Linked DNA regions of Mus musculus: regions 1 and 3 are each linked to region 2. Evidence: chromatin loops called from intact Hi-C (ENCODE). Cell type or tissue: left cerebral cortex. All regions are shown on one strand.

The links. A loop is a pair of places that touch in the nucleus more often than their neighbours do. Peaks named below come from ENCODE experiments on the same cell type or tissue, not always from the same donor. Only the 100,000 strongest peaks of a DNase experiment are listed, where the experiment ranks them.
Region 1: a loop joins it to region 2, with 2.7 times the contacts of the local background. A loop is called at or near these places in 8 of 42 quality-filtered maps.
Region 3: it touches region 2 in a loop (3-fold over the local background); 3 of 42 quality-filtered maps call a loop at or near these places.

What each region holds. Positions count from the first base shown.
Region 1 is chr7:78,291,549-78,296,548 of GRCm38, forward strand. All of the region lies in intron 12 of Ntrk3 (neurotrophic tyrosine kinase, receptor, type 3), which reads right to left. Among named protein-coding and RNA genes, the nearest start is that of Gm39038, 280 kb to the right of the region's middle. In left cerebral cortex, a CTCF peak has its summit at 2,961; a DNase peak (open chromatin) is centred at 2,962.
Region 2 is chr7:78,577,534-78,582,533 of GRCm38, forward strand. Ntrk3 (neurotrophic tyrosine kinase, receptor, type 3) reads right to left here and starts at 305. Exons shown (of 17, transcript NM_008746.5): 1 at 3-305. The coding sequence starts at 250. E430016F16Rik (RIKEN cDNA E430016F16 gene) reads right to left here. Exons shown (of 11, transcript NR_015542.2): 11 at 3,533-5,000. In left cerebral cortex, CTCF peaks have their summits at 484 (motif pointing left) and 2,489; DNase peaks (open chromatin) are centred at 515, 726, 1,184, 1,795 and 4 more places; H3K4me3 peaks cover 2,499 bases; H3K27ac peaks cover 2,576 bases.
Region 3 is chr7:78,265,092-78,270,091 of GRCm38, forward strand. All of the region lies in intron 12 of Ntrk3 (neurotrophic tyrosine kinase, receptor, type 3), which reads right to left. Among named protein-coding and RNA genes, the nearest start is that of Gm39038, 310 kb to the right of the region's middle. In left cerebral cortex, a CTCF peak has its summit at 2,565; a DNase peak (open chromatin) is centred at 2,586.

The DNA.
Region 1 (5,000 bases), 290 kb before region 2:
ACGATACAAGTCTCTCTTGCTCAAGACTAAGGAATACTGCTGGGTGTGTTGGCGCACGCCTTTAATCCCAGCACTGGGGAGGCAGAGGCAGGCGGATTTCTGAGTTAGAGGCCAACCTGGTCTACAAAGTGAGTTCCAAGACAGCCGGGGCTATACAGAGAAACCCTGTCTCGAAAAAAAACAAACAAACAACAACAACAACAAAATACTAAGGAATACTGCTCTACATTCTCATAAAACTGAAACTTGCCAATCTTGGCACTGTTAATGTTGTGGGCTGGCATTATTCTTTGTGCAGTGGAAGCTGGAGCATACCACCCATCCTAAGTTATAACAACCAAACAGGTCTCTATGCACATTTCCCCAAGGGATAAAACTGGCCATCAGTTGAAAGTCACTGCAGTAGACTATCAGGCTCTTGAAAAAAAAAATGAAACTTCTTGACTTAGCAACAGAGTATACACCTCAGAGAAGATGTTGCCATGTGGTTGAAGGATGAATTAGTGACCCAGTATCTACTTAGGGCCCCCCCAAATGTTGGTTTTTAAACTCTGATATTGGGGACAGAACCCAGTCTCTTGTACATGCCAGGTAATGACTACCACTGAGCCCCCAGAAGTCATTCTTAGAGACCCTATTCCCATAGTGAGACTGTGAAATATTAGTAACAAAGAGTCTATCATAACTATATTAAGGTAGTTCTCACCTCTATTATACAAATGATGTATCATAGGAGGTATGGATACTGTTACCCACAGCAAACTATGATGAGACATGTATCTGTGGGGTGGTGTGTTGGGTACCACATAGACTTAACCTACGGTATATTCCATCCTCTCTAATGAATCCTCTTACTTGTATAAGGGCTGGTTTAAACACTGCTGGTTGGCATATTCCTTAAACAAATCCAAATGTAATTTGTAATGGAAACTATAATACACAATAGCTTCTCTCTCTACATCTCCAACCTTTCACTGACTCTGCTCTTATCAATGGGATTTTATAAAGCTGACAGACCCTCCTCAGTTTGCTATGTAACATGTGAAATTTTTCTAGTACATTCCCTCATTACTTGGTGGTGACATCACTCTGAGAGCTTTGTGCATGCTCATGGGTACAGACATTTTTTGTTCTAATTTCAGATATGACTTCAATAATTTTTAAGAGTATAAGAGCTCCTAAGTCAACGGGTGCTGATTTAAACTACTATGTGGTAGAAAGTGGGGACTGGATGAAAATTATTTGGAAGATCTTTATAGAGACTCCAGTAAGCTACTGTAGAAATAAGTGCATCTCAGAGTTTCTAATTGGAGTGTCATTGTGATATTTTAGCTGAAAAAATGTTCTCTAGGCTCATCAAGGTGGATCAAAACAAGTCTAAGGGGGAAAAGTGCAAGCATTTGCTATTTTCAACAAAACACAAGCACCCCAAACACAGTGATCCTTGTTTGTGTTTGGAGGCTCACTCATGATCTGATTTACACTTGGAGTAGCTCCACTTCACTAACCACAAAGTGTTCAAACTTTAGCTCTGTTTTTCTCTCTCTGCATGTCAGGAGCACACAGAAAGTGTTATTAGGAAAGTGACAAAGGACACATTCATGCCCGCTGTGAAAAGGGAAGAGTGAGCTCCTGAAGCCATTCTTACTTTAAAACTTGATGGGTTCCATTACCTGTGTTATAGAATCATAATGTGTAATTATCACCAAGAGGCTTTCTTTGCATCACTGACCAAAACAAACCAGATACCCCATCCAGTCCAGTTTGACTGTCAATCCTTTTGTTGCTTTTGGTTTCTTCTTTTAAATTTTCTTCACCTCTTTTCTCACCTCATATAATAGAGAGCTTATATCTATGCTACAAAGTGCAAATATCACATGGCATCCTTGATAGTCACAGAAGAAGCATAGGAGAATTGTCTCCATCATCTTTCAGATGAAGCAATTGAAAGGTGAAATCGACCTTCCTGGATGTATTGGTGTCCAGGCCAAGACCAAGAGGATTGCCACGCACACATGGGCTCCCCTGAATCTCTGCCTTGAGAAGAACAGACTGGAAGCTGAGAGACAGCGAAGGGCTATCCAACCACATACTTCAGACCCTTGAAGGGAATGGCATCCATGCTTTTCACAGTAGTTGTTTCCAGAAACTGCCTCGTCCAACCCCTGTATCAGATGATGTTGGTTTTCTACAGTGTCGTGACAGTAGACAACCCAGAAAATGGCCAATAGCACATCAAGGACAAAAAGAAGCTTTACCAGCCAAATACTGGAATGTAAACTCCCATCCCCGTGCCCGTCACTCCTCTATAGCCTGTTTCCATCTTCCACGTTATAAATAATTCAGTTTCCTTTTCTCTTAAATATCACAAAACCAAGTTGGAATCTTTATGTAGAGGATTCTTCTGTGTCCTTCTCTCTCTCCTCCCCTCCTCTCCCTCCCTCACCAGCCCAGGCAACTCCCTGGAGAGCGACCTCTCAAGCTTTAACATTTATTCTTTGACATTTCAGACTATTTGTTAGGCAGAGCTGCCTCCTTGAAATCAAAGTTGGAAAATCTTGCTGAAAACTCCCGCTTGGCCCTGTCCAAAGGTGACAGGAAGGGTCTGTTAAACCCCAAACACTGGCTTCCTTCCTCACCCAGAGAAACCATTTGATCCCTATGCACAAAAACAGCTTTCTGTTTCTCTCTCACACTCTTCCCATGCCATGGGGTCAGTACATTCACCAGAGAGTCCCCAAGAGCCAAGAGATGTTCCCTGCCAGGAGTCAGCAGTGGCGTACTGGGACATGGCATTCAGGGTGCCTGTAGAATAGGTTATTTACATGGGTGTCAGTCAGGCTTTTTTGTCAGATACTGAAACAAATACAGGATGAGGAAAATTAAGTTACTTACCCCACATCACTTGCTTAGTGGCAACGCCGAGACTGGGATTCCCATCTTCATTTCTGTGTGCCACCACTAGGTGACATCAGTCTGTGGGAGTGGCTCATGCTAGAGAAGTCTCAAGCTCCTTTGTGAAGGGACTTACCATATGGAGGACTGAGCCTCCTGTTGGGTAGAGATGTGAGGTATGGTCCTTTCTTGATATCTTTGACATCAACAGGTCACTGATGAAGCATCCTTCTTAGGTCTCTTTCAAAAGCTTCTAACTACACAATAACCAGTGTTTCCTGAAATATGTGTGTGGAATGTACTAATAGATGTTAGGTAAAGAATGCTCTATGTTCAATTATGTTGGAAAACTTGCAGAATAACGAGGTTTATTTACAGCAGGGGTTTTCAGAGCCTTCAATATCCTAATGTACAGTGTGAACCTGGGGATGAGACATGTATGAGCCGTGTGATGCTCTCTAAAGCTATCTGATGAATCTTTCGAATCTGATAGACTTAAAGGGGGTGCTGCTAGCGCCAGTGATGAGAGACACATGATCTTCACATCATTTATCTAGTAACTGAAATGGGAAAATGATTTTTCTGCAGGTTGGGAAATTCCAAATTAAGGAAGAGCCATATTGCGGCAGCTGAAGCCTTGCCCAAAAAACTGAACTGTCCATGTGGAAAAACAGTTGGGGAAGTGGCTGACCCAATAAAATGATTATGGTAGCCATTGTGGTCTTCTTCTTAAGCAAGTTGGCTATTTGACATCATGGGTGTTAACCCACAAATGTCTGTTAGGGTCACAAGAAATGCCAAATCGACAACCATAAAGATTGAAGCATTCTGTTATCATTTAGATACAGATTGAAAATTTTAAGCCATGAAATTCCAAAATATGATCTGTAATGATGGCACCTCCCATGGTGCCCACTGACTGGGAAAAACCAGACTCCAGGGCCCACTGGTCAATTCAGAGTCAGCTTCCTCTCAAGTAAAGAACTTGAGCAAAACTATGGAACCTTGATAGAGATATCCAGAGAGTTCCACAGGCTCTGGCTATACCTTTTTAGCCAAACTGATCTTTCAGAAATAACACTCCCAAAGAGTTGCTTGCAGATTTATTTCTTCCACCTTATCAGCAGGAAGGTGATGATACTGATGTGCACACAGTGATCGATCCAGTTAGCATCTAGTCTGTGTTCTAGGATTTCCAGCTCCCTAGGACTAGTGATTGGCCTATGGGACACTGACCTCAGGTCACAGATGTGCTCTTATTTTGATCAGGTGGGACTGTGATTACTCCTCCATGAAAAGCAGCAAGAACAGCTGCGGGCTTAGAAACCTCCTGTTGCAGAGGCTAGAGCCTTGTACCATCAAACTCAAGGGTATTTTAAGTACCTGAGTGTCTGAGACCAAGTCATATTTCCCATAAGGATGCAGATGGCTCTTGCCTCCAGTCATCACCTTCTCTTTCCCTGAGAAATCAATTTGAGAAGGGGACCAGGATTCACCAGTTTTTGCCAAATACCACTGCAAGCCTTACAATATCATATCATATCATATCATATCATATCACAAGGACACAGACACAGCACAGCTAGCATGTGCTCAGAGTAAGGAAGTTAGTGGCTCTTCAGAAGTTTGTAATAGGAAATTTGCCAGGCCACATCTGACAGCATTGAAGTGACTTTACCCATTGTCAGCTTAGGTCTTTGTCCTTCTCACTGGCAAATGAACTTCAACGTCAAGAGAGGCAAGAAAGCATATTTTGAAGGGAAAAGGCTACTTGCTCCAATGCAGTTCCCAAAGGCAGAACCAAGCCTCATTTAGCTGCCATGGTTCCAGAAAACATAAAGGTGGCAGAAACAGAAGGAAAGAAATCTTTAAAGGCAAGCTGGCCTTGTAGGTCTTGCACCAAGGCTTTCCCCAGTGTTACTTACCAAAGTCTGGCTTGGTGGTGTGTTCTGAGTTGCTATGATGCTCTTGATTGGGGGGAGGGCACAGGTCTAGAATGCATACCTGTGGGCAGCCTCACCCCTTGCTTCTTAACCCCTGTCCATGGCTGAATGGGGGTCCTGACCACCCCTCCTCTAAAGCCACAAGTGTCATTTGACTTTTTT
Region 2 (5,000 bases):
ACATGGAAGTGATATTCCTTGAGATGTCCGTAATGTTGATGCTGGCGTTCCCATTGCTGTTCCCTGAATCCTGCCCTTCCAGGAGAGGGAAGAGGTTCCCATCGTCCGGCCGCCGGCAATTGATCTCAGTCTTGCTGCAGACACAATTTGCAGGGCAAGCCAGCACGGAGCCCACATAGTCCAGCCAGACGCTTCCCAGCAAGAAAATCCGCCAGAAACTACACTTGGCTGGGCAAAGAGAGACATCCATCTCCGATCGCTGCTTCTAAAAAAGAGGAGGAGGAGGAGAGGAGAGGGGGGTGGGGTGGGGGGAGTGGGGAGAGCAGGGGGGGAAGGAAACAAAGACAGCGAGGGAGGGGGGAAGGGGGAGGGGGGCCTCTGCCTTTGAAACGCCGAACGATCAGATGCAAAATCCTTCAGCGTCGGAAACCATCGCGGCCGCCGCCGCCACCGGGTGGGAGCCGCGGGGAGCGCCTAGTGGCGCGGTCTGCCGGGCATGGTGGCCGGCTCGGCGCTCGCCGGCTTGCGGGGTCCAGAAGCTCTGGAAACGAGGCGCGCTCTCCGACTCCGAGACTTTGCAGGGTTGTAACAACAGACGGTGGGAAGGCAAAAATAATAATAAAAAAAGAAAAAAAGATGGTGCTAAAGTCACCAAGTCCCACCTCCTAGGCAGAATTAAAACGGACACACCTGCAAAACACACTCGCACACACTCACATACACACGCGCGGAGCTGGAGGAAGGAGGAGAAGGAAGATGCAGTCAGAGCTGCAGCAGTCGCGGCGAATGGCTCGCTACGCGCCTGCAGAAATGTACAAGTGCTCCGAGCCTTACGAAACGCACGGGTTATCGGAGCGTCTTCCTCGGTTCCCTCCCTCCCTCCTCCCCTCCCTCCTCGCGGCCTCCTCCCCCCCCCCCGCCCCCCGCCCGGGCTGGGAGAGGCAGGAGAGCGGAATCTCCCCCTCCCTCCCCTCCCCACACCCCTCTCTCTCCCCGCCCGTCCTCTCCCTCCTGCTTCCCCACCCACCCACCCACTCGCCGGCTCTCGGCTCTCGCCGGTACCGCCACCCGCAGCCGCGCCGCTGCCCGCCCGCTCCACGCCCGCGCCCGCTCGCTGCAGCCGAGGGGAAAACGAGACGGAAAGGAAAAGTTGCAGTTGGGATTCCGAGGGTCGGCGTTGGGGAGGGAGAGTTGGCAAGCTGACTGAGCAACACGAAAGGCGTTCTCCCTTCCACTTTTTGGCCCTCGTGCTGCCCGGTTTTGCTGCAATCTCCTCCGCAGGAGGAAGCGAAATGAGCGTGGCCCAGGTGACCCGGGATGCTCCCCAGCCTGAGTGAGGGTCTCGGGCTCACGGACAGTGACGGGAATCAGGAGCGCACAGGAACCCGAGCGAGGCAGCCAGGGACGCCGGCCGCAGACGTGCAGACCTAGATCTGAATGACACTCATTTGGGTAATCAAGAGTCCCGGGAGCTGGGCTCAGCTTGGGAGGGGACTGCGTGGCATGGCACACTGAGTGCCCCTGAGCCTATTGCTCCTTCTTGGCGGTGCGTTATGGGTTCCGCCTTGGACAAACAGGGACCAGAGAAGGAGAGAAAGAGGGAAGGAGCGCCTGCAGGACTGCGCTGGAGAACCGAGGTGGCCCAGGGCGAGCGATTCATGCGAAAGAAGCGGCCAGGAAATTGAGATGCGAAGGGCATTTTTTGGCAAGCACCACGCCAGCACCGTCGGAGGCCAGCTTCTTGGGCTCAGCCCTCGGGTGCGCCGAGCTGGCAGCCTGGTGAGGGGGTGGGCGGACTGCTCTCTCCGGATGATTTGGGGGGCACAGAACCTCCTCTTTCCCTCCCCCACAAACACCCCTTCCTGGTAGGGGCTCAAAACAGGTGCAGCCTTCGAGGCAAGTTTAGACCTGATGGGGAGAGAAGTATAGCCCCCGCTTTTTGCCTTGATAGGATTGTTTTAAAAATAAAATGCAAATGTAAATATGCCAAATGCGAGCTATTTCCTGAGAAAGCCTGAGATTTTGCTGTGGGAAAGGAGAAGAAAGGGTTAGGGGAATCCGAGCAGGCAGACACACTACAGCATTCACACGCAGAAGAAAGCAGCGCTCTCCTCCCCGAGCTTGGGTGAGGGCAGGCAAGGAAGCAAAATACATTGAATTCAACAGCATCCAGGATCTGAAAGGATTCTCCCCCGCCCCCCTGTGGATTCCAATGCAGGTCATGCAACTTGCAGGCAAGATGGGGGGAAGGGGTATTGCGGTGCCACCAGCCTGCCCCTAGTGCCACCGACAGACAGACCCGATGGCTTGCAGTAACACTTTTTGCTGGGAGTAAACTTGGGTGAAAGGAGGAAAAGAAAAGAGCATGCCTATAAAAGGCATTTTCCCCGACTTCTCATTACACTCTGCCTTCCTTTTGCCCCAGTGAGACTTTTACACCCTGTCGCCATGATGGCCTTGTCCCCAGAATGGCATTTTGCCCTCCCGCCAGCAGGAGGGGACAGAGTGGAGACAGCCTTAGACTCTCAAACCAGAACCTACTGGCTTCAGGCCAGTCCCTGATGTCCTTGTCCATTGGGAATCTCCCTGACACTTCAAGTGCCATCCTGAGTGACTTTAGGGTTCTCTGAGAGGCAGGGAGAGTAAGGTGTAGCCAGGACACTGGAACTTGGCCTCTCTTGAGAGATAGCAGAGGAGAAATAGGAAGCATTTCCCAGACTACCCCAGGGAGACAGAATAGCTGACTGCCTGAGGGGATTTAGTAGAGCTCCAACAAGGAGAAAGCATAGTTGTGTCTTAAAGGGTGCCCCGCCCATTTTTAAGGACAAGGACGATTTTTATTACTGCCTGCAAAGAAAGGATGCTATCCATAAGTCGGGTTTCAAAGCAAAACTTTGGAAACCTCTTCAGAGAGTGAAAATTCAGGCTGTGAAGCAAGGGACTCTGATTGGACAAAAGGTCTTTCATTCTTGACCGTGGATAGGATGAAGGTAAGGTGCTAGGAGCTCTGAGCCCACTTAGAAAGTAAAGCTTAAAAATGAAGAAGGCTCTTTTTTTTTAATGCAAGTGGAAAGAGCAGAGTTCTACTTATGACCATGAACAAATAGACTTACACTCTGGGCCTCAGCTTTCAAATCCATGAAATGACCACATGGAACCAGGTCTTTGCTCTCCTTTAACTGATGACATCCACAGTCCCTGCCAGCTTGTAATAGATAATACAACTCCTTGGACCTCATCAGAGACTTCCCAAACCAAACATTTTAAGAAGTTCCCCTAGGTGATTGACAGGCATGGGGTGGGGGCAGCTTCAGAGCCCCTACAGCTCGAATCATCTCTGGTTCTCCACAAGCCTTGGATGAAGGGACTCATTAGAAAGGAACAGGGATTCCATGTAGGTTCCCAGAAGCATCCAGTTAGAATAAATGAGTGTCTTGGGTGCCTGCAAAAACAGAACTTTGGGGCTGGCAAGATGGCTGTCATCAATAAAGTATTGATCACACAAGCATGAAGACTCGGCACCCATGTTTTTAAAAAATGGATTTATTTAGCAGTGTGCACTGCTGGGGGTAGAGACAAGAAGATCTCTGGTGTTAGGTATTAGCTGGCCAGCAAGATTCGGTGAGAGACCCTGTCTCAAAAAATAGGGCAAGGAAAACACCAGACATCAACTTCTGGACTCCACATACACCCACATACATGTGCATAAACATGAACACACACACAGAAAGAGAGAGAGAGAGGAGATCTTTAAACTTCCACTATCAGTGAAACGCCTACAGGCCACAGAAAAGCAGTCAAAGTAAGCCAGAAATGGGTAAGGGGCTAGGACAGAGTCCCTGGGACAGACACTCTCCTCTCAGTCAACAGGTACCCAGGGCATTCAAACCATGCTGTCATCTTGCTGAGAATGTCCTGGTTGACAGGGAAGAAGGACTTGTCATATCATCCTGAATTCCCAGTATGTGGCCTCTGTGTCCTGGACATATGACTCATCTCAGCATCCAGACAATCAGGATAATCTGTCCCCATCTTCTCAGCTGCCAGATGGAGTTTCCTAAATGAGGAAGCTGGAGAGTGCACACCAACCCTCCAACCCCCTGCTGACCAAGAAGGGACAAGAAGGAACAACGTTTGTTTGTTTGTTTCCCTGTACAAAATGTAAAACTTAGAAAGCTTTCCCAGCAAGGCAGATGCAAGGGCTTAAAGAAGATGCCAAGGGCTTCCAAAGGTTCCAAGGAAATCTCCAACCGTATAGGTCAGACAGGGCTGCCTAACAGGGCACGGAGCTCCTTCTGCTCCCCATTTATCTACAGAAATCAAGCACATGTCTCTTTCTTAAAGAAATCCGCTCCAGACTATGAATGCCCATAACTTCTGAGGAAGGATTCAAAGCAGCTCAAAGTCCCTGTACCTAGGAAGGGAGTAGAAATTCAGGAAGCAAAAAAAACATAGTGTGCTGACCCCACAACCAGTGCTTTCTAAGACTCCCCCGTTATCCCACACACACACAATGATCACCCTTTTCACCTTGCCACATCCCCATTTCCAATGGCTCCACACTTCTGAGCCAGTGGCCATATTTCTGGGATGGAGGCCAGACCCTAAATATTGCCTTACTCCTACACCTTACTCCACCCACTATGCCTTACTCCTACAATATCAGTCTGAACCGAGAAGCTATGCTGCACAGCTTTCTAGCCTGAGCCGATTTAGGACCCAGTTTCTCAGTGGGAGCTGAGAAAGGAGCAATGGTCCCGAATGGCAGTTCTGAGGAACACCTGAGGGGACGGTGGGAGGCCTGGGCTCCCAAGAACTTGTTGTTCCGAAGAGCTGTGCTGGAAGAGACAGACCTCGTCATGTGCTAGAAGAAGAGGTGCCCATGCAAGAGACTGAGAACATGCAATGCTATTCATAAAGTCGGAGGCCAAGGAGAGAACTTCAGCCAAATCTGGATGCCGAAAATGAATCTGTGAAGGTGGACAAGTTGAGCATCAAAG
Region 3 (5,000 bases), 310 kb before region 2:
TCAAACAGCCCTTCCTTTCTTGCTCCTTCATCTATAGTCACCAAAATGGTCCTGTCCAAATATTAACTATCCCTAATTCTCCTGCACTAGTCATCCTGGGATTCTTTTACAGTATTGTTCCATTTGAAAGAACAGCAATAGCAGCAGCAGGAGCAGCAGCAGCAGGAGCAGGAGCAGGAGCAGGAGCAGCAGCAGGAGCAGGAGCAGGAGCCTCCCCCAAGAGGCCTTTCAGAACCTACCAAGCTCTGAGAATATGGAATTGAGGAACCCTGAAGGACTGGCTTAGAGTGAACTGTTTCATTTTTTATGTCCATATGTCTACTTGAGCCCCTTCTTTGCTTAATTTTAATTCCTGTCATGAAGTTCAGAGCTGTTACAGCTGAAGCCATCCAACCAACCCACAAGCCAAAAGATGCTGACTTCTCCTAAGAGAAAAGAGTATTGATCAGTCTCCTTACTGCATGGCTGGCTGGACTGGCGGGAAGCATCTATGTTGGGAAGTTCAGGGTTTGGAATGTTGGAAGGAGAGGAGGAGAAAGGGGAAATGTGTAGGTGGAGAACAGGGGGAGTGTCCTAAGTCCATCGAGAAAGGGCTGCTGAGAGAGAAGGGGTGCTATTTAATGGAAAGGGGTCTGAGGAAATGAAAAGGGTTACTAGAACTTTCTGCCATAGTTCATCTCAAATTCCTCTTCTCCAGAGAGCTCCTGATGGGATTTCACCAGAAGAGGCCACCTGGAGATCCTCTGGTTCCCACAAGACAAATGATTAATCCAACACAAATGAACCCCGAGTTTCAGTTACTCCCTGCAGAATCCTCCCTCTGCAGCTCGAAACCAAGTCACAGTTCCACATGTGTAGGATTCACTAGAGCAGGGTCTTATAGATCTACAGCAAACTGGGCCTCAAGCATTCAGTTCCCTGAGAGGCCAGTGGGTTGGCTGGGTTTGTTGATTGTCTCTATCTGTTTTCCTGAGCTTCCTCATCTGAGGCTGGGAGCTGACAATATTGAGAGAGACATTTCTGAAACTCCTACTGCAACTCACGCAGCTTCTGACTCTGGATGATCAGATGTGGCTGGACCCACAGAGACTGACATCAATGTCCCTCTTTGTTCACAAAGAAAGGGGAGCCAGAAACTGCTTCACTCTGGAGCCCAGGGATGAAGAATGATCAAAATCCACTAAAATTATCATACTACTCAAAGAGAAACGATTTTAGATAAAAACAAGCAGATAAATAGGTTTGTATTGGAATCCTGGCTCTGACATTTCCTAGTTGTCTTCTCTCTCCAAGCCTCGAGATCCTGATTGGTAAATTGGCCCATGGATAGTAACTTGGCAGAACAATTAAGAAAAGTGACTTAAAATTTTAGATTATAGGCCTGGTGAGATTGCTCCGTCATTAAAATGATTACCTCACAAGCCCCAGGCCTAAGCTCCATCCCCAGAACTTACCTGAGGAAAGCTGATGGTGCCAGGTCACACTTGGGCTCCCCAGTGCTGGAGAGACTGAGGCAGGTAAACCCTGAGGTTTACTAGCCAGCCAGTGTAACCTAACCAGGGAGTTGCAAGCCAATGAGAAATTGTCTCCAAAGATGGATGGCACCTGAAGAATGGCACCAAATGTTGATTTTTCAGTCTCCATATATATGCACATACATGGGCACATATAAAAAGTTTATTTAGGTGATGGAGTTAGTAGAAAGCATATGAACTAAAGTTGGCATTTGACAAGTGTGCTTCTGTCTCTCTCTGTAAGATCTGCATCCTAAAAGCTTAGCCTATGTGCAAACAAAGCAGTGGCTTGGGAAGAAATTGAAGGAAGGATGATAATGGTCTCTGAAAAGAAAATGGCCTGAGGTTGCTCAGGGTCACCACCAGTCTGCCTCAGTCTGCCTCAGTCTGCCACCACAACATTTAGCTTCCTCTCTATCGGAGTCAAAAATAGTATATGGGAGGAGGTTGGTCAGACAACGGAATAAAGACATCAAAAATCAGTGACAGCCACCTCCTCAAGATGGGTATTTATCCGTAGAGATATACCAGAACCCCAGGATCAGCAAATCTAAATTATGGTGATTCTGACCACTGCAAGTAAAGTTACAAACTTGGTCCCCTAAAATGAGCATGCGCCTCAGTTCGCATGCAGAGGACCTTAGGTGAAGCTGATTGTTGTTCTCAGAAACATATTCACCATCTACCTCTGATAAGAGGCTCAGAAACAGCTCCCAGTCCCAGGGCAGCCACAAAGGTTGGTTCATTTTAATACTCAATTCCCAACTGGCTCCTGGAGTCATTGGATATTTGTCTCATGGACCCTTTTTTTACTCTGTGCTTGCCTCTTTTAACTTTGAGATATTCCTTATTCCCTTATTAATAATAAAAATAACTTCCATTGATTGAGTGCCTATCCAAGGCAGACTAAGTAAGCACTTGCATGTTCCTTCACATTCATCTTTATCAAGCTCTCTCTAAAGTGAAATACAGCCTGTTGCTCTTCTGGTACTCCAGAAGAGGGAGCTGAGGCTTGCCCAAGACCCCTTAGCTATCAGAGGTGGTCTGTTAAACTGCAAAGTCTGGTACAGTACTGCCCCCTTTCCGCAAAGAATAAATTGCAAGAGCCCCTGCAGAATGGTGAAGCTGGCTTTTTCCTGTACAAACACAGCTGTGGGAAAGTCTAATCCATACACTAGACAGAACAAGAGATTGACAACCCTAATGACATAATAATTAGAATAACAAACAGTGATAAGAGTTAGCCAGTGTGGTATATTAAGAGAGGCAAGACAAATATTCATACTTTTAGACTGCAACTGAAACCAGAGATAACAAACCATAGAAAGGGCAAAATGTGTGAGCAGACAGTTGCCATTCTTCAGCCTTGCCAGGTTCCCCTCACCTCCACAGAGAAGCCCTGAGCCCTGAGTTGGCATCCCTACATAGAAAAGAACAATGGTGTCCATGAAGGCACAGAGACCCTGTCTCTGCCAGCGCTGTTGCCATAACCTGAACATGTCTCAAGAGAACTGCACTAAAGTCCCAAATTCAGAGATCCACTGAGGAGCAGATGTTCCAGGGGATCTTACTCTGAGAGTGAAAACCATCTAGGGACTGCCTTGTAAAAATTATTATTTGAACAGTTCTTCATCCTATGATCCCATGACTGTCCAGAAGAGGTGACTAGGTTCATTGCAAACCATAGCATAAAGTCTGCCATTAGCCAGGATGTGCCACAGCATAGGGCTGCTATGCACTTGAAGGGCTTGGGAGGTTCTTGACAGGAGAGAGGGGACAAAGAAAGAGGGAGAGGAAGGGAGTATCCCTGAGAAGTGTGTGTTTTCTTTGCACTAACCAGACCCTAGGGTCTCAGGCTGCCAAAAAAGGCTCAGAAGAAAACATTAATTCAATACCACACATTTAATTACACATGAAATGGAATGTCCTTAAGCAGAAAAGAATAACTTTCTCAGAGCTCCAACTGTGAGTTTTTGAAGTGGCAGAAAAAAGAGGTCCAGCACTAAGTCATGGAGAGGCAACATTCTGCCAGAAAGGCAAGACCTTTGTCCTTACCATGGAAGGTACTTCTGCTGCCCCCACACTTCTTCTAGCCCTCTGGTTTTGTCTCTCCAAGAATCTTCAGTTGTTCTATGTGGTCTTATATATGAGCATCTCTCTGGCTAATGGCAGGCTTTATGCTATGGTCTGCAACTAACCTAGCCACCTTCTCATGGATAGTCATGGGGTCATAGCATGGAGAACTGTTCAAATATCAACTTTTACAAGACAGTCCCTGGATGGTTTCCACTCTCAGAGTAAGATCACCTGAAGCAATAGCAAGGACCTTTGTAGAACATACTTCTGAAGCTGTAAAGTAAAAGGAGAACTCTGGGGACTCTTTAAAATGACTAACCAAATGAGATACCAGTTATATAGGAAGGATTATGGTGCTATTGAACCCCAGTGCTGTTCATTGTTGTTGCTACCCGAAGGTAACAAAGGTAATATCCTCAGTCCTGTTTATTTAAGCACTCAGATCTTCCTGCTGTCAGCCTTCCTGCTGTCTTCATTCCATAGGTCTGGGCTTCTCTCACAACTTTGTAGTCATATGCTTTTGCAAAGCATCCCTAAAGCATTCAAGTCAAAAGACCACTGTCAAATGTTCCTGGAGGCCATCAGTTAAGCCTAGCACAGTGCCCAATATACACAAGAAACTCACTAAATAATTGATGAGCAAATGAATAAATTAAAGTCCCATCTGAAGCATGGATGTAAGCAGAGAGAACACTACAAAGAGAAACAAAGAAGGGAAGTTGGGGGAGTAGTTAAAAGGAATGAATGGGGATGGGAAGGGATCCAGCAAGCCCCGAAGAGCAGACATATTTATGTCCTGACTCCAAGACATGCCTGAAGAATAAAGATTTTGTTGAACCAGGACAGGTGTGAGCATCACATCTGAACCCTTTATATCTGACACCTCAGACTTCCAAACAAAGAGCCTCTGTGGTCTGCTCTGCTGAGAAGCAGGGAACATAGGTCATGCCCCAGGGCACATGCATACCCAGAAACTAGAGGTGGTAGCATAGGACACAAAGACAATGTGTTCTAACCAAGATGAATAAATACACAAGACACCCTGCTGTTTCTGGGCTCAGTGAAGACAGAGGATCAGAGAAAGGACTGTCTGTTCTGGGGCAAATTCCAGCTCACGTCTCCTGACACAAGTTCAGCAAGGGAAGCTGAAGTTCAGATGTGTCCCTGCTCCCAGGTGCTATCTATCCTCTGAACTGTACTGATGTGAGTACAGCTATCCACTGAGACTGTGTAGCTCCTGCCATCACCTCCATAACTACACCACACCTGTCCATTCATGCCCACTTCCTTGTCTGTGTGGCGTGCTGACCCTTCTTGTGGTGAGAACGCCTCTGGCTCTCATTAAGCAGTGGCTGCTAGAGCCAAGAGTGAAGAGCAGAGGAAGTCCCCAGGGAAAGCCATCTGGAATCA